Regions from separate parts of the Homo sapiens genome. Here region 2 is linked to region 1. Evidence: chromatin loops called from intact Hi-C (ENCODE). Cell type or tissue: K562. All regions are shown on one strand. Each heading gives the region's core, and the rest is flanking DNA. Links, peaks and the distances in the headings are about the cores only. Region 1 overlaps RNF32 (ring finger protein 32). Region 2 overlaps SHH (sonic hedgehog signaling molecule).

Region 1 (5,371 bases), core at 227-5,226:
AAACATGGAAAATGGGGAGTAAAAATTTTAAAGAAAATAGTCCAAAACATCTCCCAGAAGCAAAGGACATGAGCTTCTGGTTTGAGAGGGCCCAGTAAGTACTCAGAACATCGAATCCCGTCACTGTGAGAATCTCGGAGACAGAAAGCAGACTCAAAAAAACAGGCCTCAAAAAAGGATCAGGAATCAGAACTGCATCAGACTCATCCACAGCACAACAGACAGGAGAAGACAATTCCTTCAAAATTCGGAGGAAGGAAAGATTTCCATATCAAGATTCCTTATTAGCTATCAATCAAATGTGAGAAAAGAGCAAAGACATTGTTACACATGTGAGCTTCTGTGTGGGTCTCCTCCGCACTCCTCCAGGGAGCTACTGACAGAGAAGCGTCGCCACTACGAGGGAAGAAACCAAGGAGGAGGCCGCCATGAGGTCCAGGGAGACAGAATCCAAGGAGAGAGCCCAGGGTCCCGGGATGCTGCTCAAGAGGGAGCCCGGGGAGGGGCCGGGGGAGGGGACCACGGAGGATTCCAGAAGCAACGTCCCCATTGATAAAGTGCCCTGGTATATTTTAATGTATTGAGATAATGTATTTCTGGAGGAGATTTTAGGGATGAATCAGTGATGAGTGATGATAGAGGAAACTAAAATGTGAAAAAATGAGACAGAACTTCAGGTAGAATAGAAAAATGTCTGAGAAGGAAACTGTAATATAGAACACCACATTGCTCAGCTGTGAGTGAAGTCACGGAATTGTAACAGAGTAAACACTGAATGTTATTAGTCTAACCACAAGTTATGAAAACAATATGCTAAATCTCGATCTTCTGCAGTAAGAAGAGATATCCAGAACTGAAAATTAACAAAACAGCAGCGTAGACATGTTATTTAGAATTATTAAAAATATGGCTGGGCATGGTGGCTCACGCCTGTAATCTCAGCACTTTGGGAGGCCGAGGTGGGTGGATCACCTGAAGTCAGGAGTTCGAGACCAGCCTGGCCAACATGGTGAAACCCCGTCTCTACTAAAAATACAAAAATTAGCCAGGTGTGGTGGCACACACCTGTAATCCCAGCTACTCAGGAGGCTCAGGCACGAGAATCGCTTGAACCCGGGAGGTGGAGGTTGCAGTGAGCCGAGATTGTGCCACCGCACTCCAGCCTGGGCATCAGAGCAAGACTGTGTGTCAAAAAAAAAAAAAAAAGAAATATTAAAAATAATACCAGAAGAATGAACCAAAGGATTTGAAAATGGCTGCCTTAGAGTAATGCCCAAAATGGGTCAGGGGAATGCTACACTTTCTGTTATAATCCTCATAGAACAATTTTACTTCTAAAACTATGCCCATGGATCTTCTGATAAGAATCAAGCAGCTACAAGTGTGATGAACGCTATGGAGAATGGTGTGCAGGATGCATGGGGCTGTGACCCCAGAGAAGGTTACTTGACCAAAGTGGCATTAAATGGAGACCCGCAGGGTTAAGAGTAACAGCAGCAGGTGAAGGGGGAGGTTTTCTAGATGGAGGAAAAGGATGTGCAGATGGCCATTAGTGAGAGAGCACCTGGCCTGCAGAGAAACAAATGAACAGTAAGACTGAAGAGGCTGAGACTGAGGTTGCGGAGGAGGGGCGCTGCCTCAGGGCAGCTCTTTGCCTTTGGCTCAAGGTGTGGGAGCAGGGAGAGACAGGGCCCCCAGCACCACCCTTCCTCTTAGACTTGGGTGGGCACTTGCTGTACAATCCAGACTCTGCTATGGTCAATGTCAACTGCCTCAACTTCAAACATCCACATCTCCCCATCATGCAAACCTGGCCTTATATTTATAAACTAATCAAGACCTTAGAACGGGAGGGAGAATAGGTAAATTGTATTGACAGATTTCAGCAAACTGCTGTGCTCTCTGGCCACAATGTAATAATGTTTAAAATCAATAGCACGTCCAGCACCCATCTTGCCTTTAGAACCCCACTGCGCGTCAGTGGAAATGGGCTCAGCCTCACAGAGGTCTCTTGATGGATCTAAGCATGTCGTGGAAGTCTTGCTACCCTTTGCCAATTTTTAGACTATCAATGGGCATGTGACCGTCTCAGGTGAAGCGGAAGGAAGGTCTGTTGGGAGCTTTCTCCCCTGCCTTTCTGGCTCCTCCCTTGTTGTTGAGGACTGACCCTGGGGCTGTGCACCCTCTTGTGTCCATGCACGGGGCAGCACCTCCCGACGGCAGCACCGGAAGGAGGCTGGTCCCGGCAAACATCAATAAGCCACCAAACCAGAACTGCTGTGAACAATGACACACACCATTAAGCTTTACATCACTTTCAGTGTGTTGCTTGTATATTTGCAGCCAAATGCATCCTAACCCATCACCTCTCCTCACCCCGCTTAAAGGAAAAAAAGCCTCAGGCCCAGATGATTTTACAAGTGAGTTTCCCCAAACTTTTAAGGAACATATCATCCCTATTTTCTGTTATTCCAGAATCCTGAAAAAGAGGGAACACTGCCCAACTTATTTGGTGAAGCTTATATGGCTTTGATAATAAAACCAGACAAGGACAATCATAGTCCAGGGTAATCCATGGTTAAACGTCAAACATCGTAAACGAGAATTAGTTATCAGAATGCAACAGTGAATGTGAAAAACACCGTGGGCAAGTAGGGTTTATTCAAGCTATGCACGAAGATTCAACATCAGAGTCTGTCACTGTAATTTACGGCACAAACAAACTCAAGGAGAAAACCCACAACAAACACGCTCATCTAAAAAGTTGCAGGAAAAAAAGCATTTAAAAAAGTACACCTATTAATGAGTTTAAAAACCTGTAGCAACTGGCTAAAAGGGAAATTTTATAATTAGATAAAGGCCAACAAACAACACAAAACAACAATAAACAAAGGGCAAACATCACATAAGTAAGTAAATGAAACGTGTTAGGCTAAGGAACGAGACAGAAATGCTAGGTATTACTACTCGTATTCACCACAGCTCAGGAGATCCTGGCCAGATTAAAAAAAAAGCAGGGAAAAAAAAGAAGGGGCATAAAAGTAGAGAGGCACAGACAATAAGAATCACTGCAGAGATCAACTTACTCAGAAAACCCCTAGGAATCAGAGACAAAAAGACCTAAATGGTGTGAGATGCTACCATATTTGTGGATCAGATGATAACACTGTAAATACAGTATTTCCCCGATCTATAAATCCAATTCAAAAAAAATCTCCAGCAGAATTTTATGTAGAAAATGAGGCAGTTTTAGGAAAAAAAAAAAGAGGAAACGTCTTTTCCTAGCAGCTATTAAGACATATTGCAAGACTCTATTAATCAAAACAGTGCAATACTGACATAGAAGCAGAAGCCTTGGAAGGAGAGAACAAAACACGCTTTAATCTCGTCGATTTTCCCAGTATCATAAGCAAAACAAACTGTGGTGACATCTAAATGTGAAAGGTAAAAGGTTAAAGGTAAATAAAGAAAATGTAGGAAAATCTTTGCACTCTCAGAATGGTGAAGTATATCTAAAGTCTCTCCCAAACAGCAATAAAGTGAAAAAAACAAAACAAAACAAAACAATGGATTTAACATTAATCAGAATGAAAATTGTATTCAATATAAAACAATAGATATAATTTAAAAGATGGTAAAAGAACAGAAGATATTTTCAGTGGCTAAATCAACAAGAGATTACTATGTAGAATATGCAAAGAACTCCAGTAAATCAGCAAGAAAAGACAGAAATCCAAGTGGAATATTATGTATAGACAGTAAAGAGCATATGGTTCAATGTCATTAGTAACTAATACGCACAATCAAGATTTTTTCCATAAAGAGGTCCTGAAAAAAGGTCTCATCTATTTTCCTTAATAACTTTACTTATTTTCCAAATTGGGACGTTCCTCTTTATATCTAATTTAAATTTTTCCTGATAAAACTCTTAAGATTGATTATGATGAAACTATTTGGTCATCTACATAAACCATACAGGTACAACAGAAGATCTTCACTAAACTACTGTACGACATTATTCCAAGTCTCAACACGTTCATGAGCCATGCTGTTTTCTAGAAGACATCGAGCTTGTTAGCAGAAGTTCAGAGGAAGACAGCATCAAATATCTCCCCTGGCGTCGCTGTGGAAACAGGTCCCCTCCACCTTGTGTGACTCCAACACACAGATCTTCCAGCACCTCCAGATCCATCTGACCTGCGCCAAGACACGCCATCCTCAACCAAACCTATTTTCCATGCCTATCAATAAAAAATCATATTTCTAACTTTTCGGTTTAAAATAATTTCAGATTTACAAAAGGTTGTAAAAACAGTATGAAGAATTCTCAGCAAAGGACTAGTATCCAGAACCTACGAGGAACTCAAACAAATCAGCAAGAAAAAAAAAAAACAAATAATCCCATCAAAAAGAGGGCAAATGATACGAACAGATATTTCCCAAAAGAAGATATGCAGATGGCCAACAAACATGAAAAAATGGTCGTCACTCGTCATCAGGGAAATGCAAATTAAAACCACAGTGAGATACCACCTTATTCCTGCAAGAATGACCATTACTAAAAAGTCACAAAACAACAGATGTTGGCGTTGATGTGGTGCAAGGAGAATGCTTATACACTGCTGGTGGGAATGTAAATTAGTACAACCTCTATGGAGAACAGTATGAAGACTCCTTGAATAACTAAAAGTGGATCTATCCCTCGATCCAGCAATCCCACTACTGGGTGTCTACCCAAAGGAAAAGAAGTCATTATATGAAAAAGATGCATGCATACGTATGTTTATTGCAGCCCAATTCACAACTGCAAAGATACGGAACCAACCTAAGTGCCCATGAACCAATGAGTGGATAAAGAAAATGTGGTATATATACACCATGGAATACTACTCAGCCACAAAAAAGAATGAAAAAATGTCCTTTGCAGCAGCTTGGATGGAACTGGAGGTCATTATTCCAAGTGAAGTAACTCATGTTGTATGTTCTCACTTATAAGTGGAAGCTAAGATACGAGTATGCAAAGGCATACACAGTGGTATAATGGACATTGGAGACTCAGGAGGCGGAGGGTGGGAGGGTGTGGGATAAAAAGACTGCACGTTAGGTACAGGGTAGGCTACTCTGGTGGTGGCACTAAAATCTCAGAATTCACCACTATATAATTCATCCATGTAACCAAAAACCACTTGTACCACAAAAGCTATTGAAATAAAAATAAATAAAAAAGAAGAAACACACACAAAAAACAAACAAAAAATTAAAAAAAAACAGGCCAGGCATGGTGACTCACGCCTTTAATCCCAACACTTTGGGAGGCTGAGGCGGGTGGATTACCTGAGGTCAGGAGTTTAAGACCAGCCTGGCCAACATG
Region 2 (5,371 bases), core at 372-5,371, 840 kb after region 1:
ACTGACCCTGGTTTACTGATTGATTTTCATGTAAAACGCGTTCAATCCTCAAGATGACCTCACTCAAACTCTGCCCTTCCGACTTTTTTTTTTAACTGCTGGCAGGCCCACAAACATGCAGGCACTGACCTGTTACCAGGGCGGCCCCCAGCCCTACCCCACCCCCAGTTGTTGCATGTTGAACTCTACAACCATATTACTGGGTTTTATTGCTGCCAGATACACAGGACTTTTCCTGTTGCGCAATTTGTCACGTCCCCTTAAAGCGCCGCAGCAGTGGGGCCAGCGTCCTCGCCCCACCCTCTCGAAAGAGTCCCCCCAACCCACGCTACAGTTAGGGCCCTGGATAGAAGCTGTCCCTCCATGGCGACAACCAGACTCCAAGCAGAGCATCCTTCCAGACTGGAGGAGGTTAGAGGTCAGCCCCGCCCTCTGCAGAAGTCACCTTGAAATTGCCCCTCGGCCTCCACTTGGCGCAGCTTCTTGGGGGATGCCACCATCGTCATCTGTGCCAGTTCCCCCTCTTTAAATCCCATGTCCCACCAGCAGCAGCAGGGTAAACATCCAGGAAGCAAGTCAGTGCCCCCACAAACACACACAGTGGATTCAACTGCTTTCTGTCGCATCCTTATCTGAGGGTGACCCCAGAATTCCAGGGGAACCCCCACAATCTGAATCCCAGGTAACCCCGTCTGCATCTGCCTAGTCAGTGTTTCCTGCCTCCTCCCAGGCAACTTCCTGGGAAACTCCCCAGGCGGAGGACTCCGAGACCTCAGGCCTTCCTGTCTCCCCTCCCCCTCCTCTCAAACCCCTCCCCCTCCCTCCACCTCTTCAGTTTGCTCTTCAAACTTGCTGGACGCCATTCTATGCTGGGGCCAAGAACACAAGAGCGGAGGAAGGGAACAGGTTAAAGAAAACAAGAAACACAATCAGACCACAGAAAAGCCAGGCAGAAAAGGGTTCGACGGGCAAAAAGAATGTGGCTGTCCAGATAAAGAATGTCTGTCCCGGCCCCGGCCTGTGCTGCAAGTGGCAACTCACCTAGCCGCCTGCCACCCAGGCTCCCGCCCACCGCGCAGCCCCGCCAGCGGCTTCTCGCCTCCCCTCTGCCTCGGATAGGGTTAGGGCCTGAGGTAAATAAATGCAAGGCCTTCAATTCTCCAAGCAGTGCGCAGTGCATTTTTCTTTATTTCTGGGAACTTGCGCCCAGGTCTCTGTCAGGCCTGCTGTGAGGGATTCTACGCGGGGAGAAGGTGGAGGCTGCGCAGGTGGAGAAAGGGGCCCCAGAAGGGGGGCTAGAAGTGGAGGGCAACGTGGGGGCGGGGCGGGTATCCCAGAGGGTGCCCCTGGAGGGTCCTGTAGTTGATGTCTTAAACATGCAGGTCACTTGTTTCAGAGAAACTTTATTTGCTTCTTAGGCCTCGCTAGGAGCATCGGCTGTTTCAGGACCTGGAGAAAGGCCCCCAGCTCTACCCTGAGAGGACGTGCTCCTCCACGCTCCTCCGCAAATGCTGTCCCTCTTCCCCAGCCCAGGGCCCGGCTCTTCGGTGTGTCTGGGCCATTCCAACCCCCGTCTCCCCACCTCTCCGCATGGCCCTCGCGCCTTGAGACTGGGCAGGGCAGGCTGATGGAGGGGCCGGGAGGGGTGGCGGTTGCCCAGGCTAACGTGTCCGTCGGTGGGGGTCCCCTTGTCTTCGCAGAGGTGTAAGGACAAGTTGAACGCTTTGGCCATCTCGGTGATGAACCAGTGGCCAGGAGTGAAACTGCGGGTGACCGAGGGCTGGGACGAAGATGGCCACCACTCAGAGGAGTCTCTGCACTACGAGGGCCGCGCAGTGGACATCACCACGTCTGACCGCGACCGCAGCAAGTACGGCATGCTGGCCCGCCTGGCGGTGGAGGCCGGCTTCGACTGGGTGTACTACGAGTCCAAGGCACATATCCACTGCTCGGTGAAAGCAGGTAAGCTGGCCCTGGCCCCCCGGATCCGACCCAAGGAAGGCCATTGGCGCACCTCGGCTTGATTCAAGAGAAAAAGAAACCTGGGGGGAGGCTGAGGGCCAGGAGCAGGGTCGCTGGGCGATGACTGCGTTTCCGCGGTGGAACCTGCCCTGTGAGGTGCCGGCCCCTCGAAATCACCCCTACCTTTGAGGCCACAGAGCCCAAGGTTCTCCATGCCCCGAGATGGGGTCCTGTGGCTTCCTGCCCGCTTCTGGAGCCCCCACTGCAGGGGGTGGGAAAGCGTGACTGGGGGAGGGGCGCTAGGCCCTTCCAGGCGAGGGAAGACAGCCCTGCGCGGTTAGCCAGGTCTGGGCGAGCTCCTTCCTCTCGTTTAGGGCTTAAGAACCAACCGCCCCCACCCGCTATCCCAAGCGCAGGGGTGTCTATCCTGCCCCGGAGCCCGCGTCCTGGCTCCTCCCCGCCGGGCGCCCGTGGATCCTAAGCTGCCTTTGGGGAGAGGCCTGGTGGGCGGCAGTAAACCCAGGGGCAACCACCTCCAGCATCTGGAGGCGGCGCGCCCGGAGCCTGCGTTCCTACTGGGAGCCGGGCCGGGACGCCCTGGGCGGCGGGCAGGCCCCGAAACGCCGGCCCGAGTCGGCGCGAGGCTGTCTTCTCTGGGCCTGCAACGCCACACGCTGTTGCCGGCGAGGAACAGCCGTGGAGGAGGCGCCATCGCGCGCACGCAAACCTCCGGCCCGAGGCTGTGTGCACAGCGCTCTTCTCCGCCCGCATAAATTGGCACGTTTAGCAAAGCCGTTCACGGTGAATTTCGGGGAAACTCTGCCTTCCTCAACCCCCTTCCAGGCTTCCCTACTTGTCTCCTAAATTCCATGTTAATGGCACTATGTTAGTAGGAAAACACTGTTAAGGTGTCAAGGCACACTTGTAGGTAAAGGCTAGAGTGGCTTCTCGTCCCCACAGAAAGCAAAGGCGTGGAGCGGGGGCGGCAGGGGCGGGTGTGCGGCCCGGAGAGCTCCCGGCTGCAGGCAGGCAGGAGGCGGCGCCCCCACCTCGCGGGCTCGGCGGCGGCCCCTGGGCCCAGGGCGCCCCCTGCGCAAAACCTCCTCCCCGGCTCCCTGCCCGCGGGGTCCCCCTAGCGGGGGTCTCCGGAGGCCTCCTCCCAAGTGAGCAGCGCTAATCCATCCCCCGGATCGCGCCGGGAGAGCGGAGCCGCGGCGCGGGAGCCGCTCATTGGCATTCTGAGCACACGGGCGGGGGCGCGGGGCGCAGCGTGTCAAGCCGGGCCGTGCGACTCGACGACTCGGGCTCGCCAGCGCCCGGGGTCGCATTCCGGGGGGCTACGGAGGGCCTCCAACGGCCAGCCCCGCACTTCATGCCAGAGAAACCGATGAGAAGATTAAAAGCCCCCTGTAATTCCAGCAGGAAGATTCTTTCTGGCAATCTCTATTTGCAAAAAGCATGATCCCGGAGATTGGAATGCAAAGAAGACGGCCCTCCCCGCCCTCCTCCCCGGCCCCCTGCGCTCCGCCCCAACTTCAATTATTGTCCTGGGGACAGTGAGCCTCAGAGAGCGACAGAGGGCTCGAGAAAGCGGGTAGTCAAGGGGCCTTGAGACCCGGCGCTTCCAGCGCTCCGAACAGGCCCCGCCATTTAAAATTCAAATACACATCTTGAGTGCTTGGAAGAGAGGCCTGGCTGTGCAAATAGTGCTTGTGAATTGCACACGGGGTGGGGGGGGGTTGCACCTGAGCAAATAGGGAGGGGGAGGCCCGCGAGCTGGGGAGAGAGTGAGCTGAGAACAGGGAGGGGAGAAAATGGAAGTGTCCCCTTCCAAGAGTGTCTCCTGTTTATCCCAGAAATCACAATGACAATGCTGGGCCCTTTATTGGATTTTAATTAGAAAATCCACACAAGCCTCGGATTTTCACACCTCGGCCAATCTCTGGAATGTTTGTCCAGTTGCTACAACTACTGCAGCTATTTTTCACTCCCCGCCCCCGCCCCTCCGCAGGCCCACGCCGAGGCGCGGCAGGGTGCTGCGGGCAGGCGGGCAGGCGGGCAGGCGGGCCAGGGGTTTCCGCCGCGCAGCCCGGGTGCTGAGTGCGCGAGCAGGCGCCGCGCCCCGCGCCGGGGCGGGAGGGAAGGAGGGTGCGCCCGGCGCCCGCGGGAGCTCAAGGAGGCTTCCTGAGGAATCCAAGTGCAGAGCAAACACCCTCTGGATGGATTCGCGGCGAGGCCGGGTGTGTGCGGAGCTGGGGGTGGGGTTGGAGGAAGGCGGAAGGAAAGAGTGTCACCGGCCTCTGCAGGAAACGCCAGCCAACCTCTGTGACCGCCAGCCCAGACTTAGAGAGTCGTTAAGGAATGTGTCGGAATCCTGTCCCTGGGGCAGTGGGGTTGGGGGAGGGAGGTGTGTGCGGGACCCGCCTGGAATCAATCGCCCCGCCCCGCGCCTTGCGCACCCCTGGCCTAGGAGCGCGGGCACCAAGCGTGCGCCCTCCTCCCCGAGACGCGCCTCCCTCTCGGAACTCAATGCCCTGTCCTCTCTTCTTTCCCTTCTCCTCACCCGCAGAGAACTCGGTGGCGGCCAAATCGGGAGGCTGCTTCCCGGGCTCGGCCACGGTGCACCTGGAGCAGGGCGGCACCAAGCTGGTGAAGGACCTGAGCCCCGGGGACCGCGTGCTGGCGGCGGACGACCAGGGCCGGCTGCTCTACAGCGACTTCCTCACTTTCCTGGACCGCGACGACGGCGCCAAGAAGGTCTTCTACGTGATCGAGACGCGGGAGCCGCGCGAGCGCCTGCTGCTCACCGCCGCGCACCTGCTCTTTGTGGCGCCGCACAACGACTCGGCCACCGGGGAGCCCGAGGCGTCCTCGGGCTCGGGGCCGCCTTCCGGGGGCGCACTGGGGCCTCGGGCGCTGTTCGCCAGCCGCGTGCGCCCGGGCCAGCGCGTGTACGTGGTGGCCGAGCGTGACGGGGACCGCCGGCTCCTGCCCGCCGCTGTGCACAGCGTGACCCTAAGCGAGGAGGCCGCGGGCGCCTACGCGCCGCTCACGGCCCAGGGCACCATTCTCATCAACCGGGTGCTGGCCTCGTGCTACGCGGTCATCGAGGAGCACAGCTGGGCGCACCGGGCCTTCGCGCCCTTCCGCCTGGCGCACGCGCTCCTGGCTGCACTGGCGCCCGCGCGCACGGACCGCGGCGGGGACAGCGGCGGCGGGGACCGCGGGGGCGGCGGCGGCAGAGTAGCCCTAACCGCTCCAGGTGCTGCCGACGCTCCGGGTGCGGGGGCCACCGCGGGCATCCACTGGTACTCGCAGCTGCTCTACCAAATAGGCACCTGGCTCCTGGACAGCGAGGCCCTGCACCCGCTGGGCATGGCGGTCAAGTCCAGCTGAAGCCGGGGGGCCG

What was found. Hi-C counts contacts between places; a loop is a spot of excess contacts. Peaks named below come from ENCODE experiments on the same cell type or tissue, not always from the same donor. Only the 100,000 strongest peaks of a DNase experiment are listed, where the experiment ranks them.
Region 2: a loop joins it to region 1, with 4 times the contacts of the local background. A loop is called at or near these places in 13 of 110 quality-filtered maps.

The regions. Positions count from the first base shown.
Region 1 is chr7:156,647,051-156,652,421 of GRCh38, reverse strand. The region is part of intron 3 of RNF32 (ring finger protein 32); the gene reads right to left. Among named protein-coding and RNA genes, the nearest start is that of RNF32, 9.0 kb to the right of the region's middle. RefSeq lists a silencer at 1,124-1,343. In K562, for the core only: a CTCF peak has its summit at 2,187 (motif pointing left); a DNase peak (open chromatin) is centred at 2,181.
Region 2 is chr7:155,802,887-155,808,257 of GRCh38, reverse strand. It overlaps SHH (sonic hedgehog signaling molecule), which reads left to right. Exons shown (of 3, transcript NM_000193.4): 2 at 1,701-1,962; 3 at 4,532-5,371. The coding sequence ends at 5,358. Among named protein-coding and RNA genes, the nearest start is that of SHH, 6.9 kb to the left of the region's middle. RefSeq lists enhancers at 1,154-2,122, 2,123-3,092 and a silencer at 2,999-3,178. In K562, for the core only: CTCF peaks have their summits at 2,641 and 3,095; DNase peaks (open chromatin) are centred at 2,328, 2,637 and 3,097; H3K4me3 peaks cover 1,147 bases; H3K27me3 peaks cover 3,301 bases.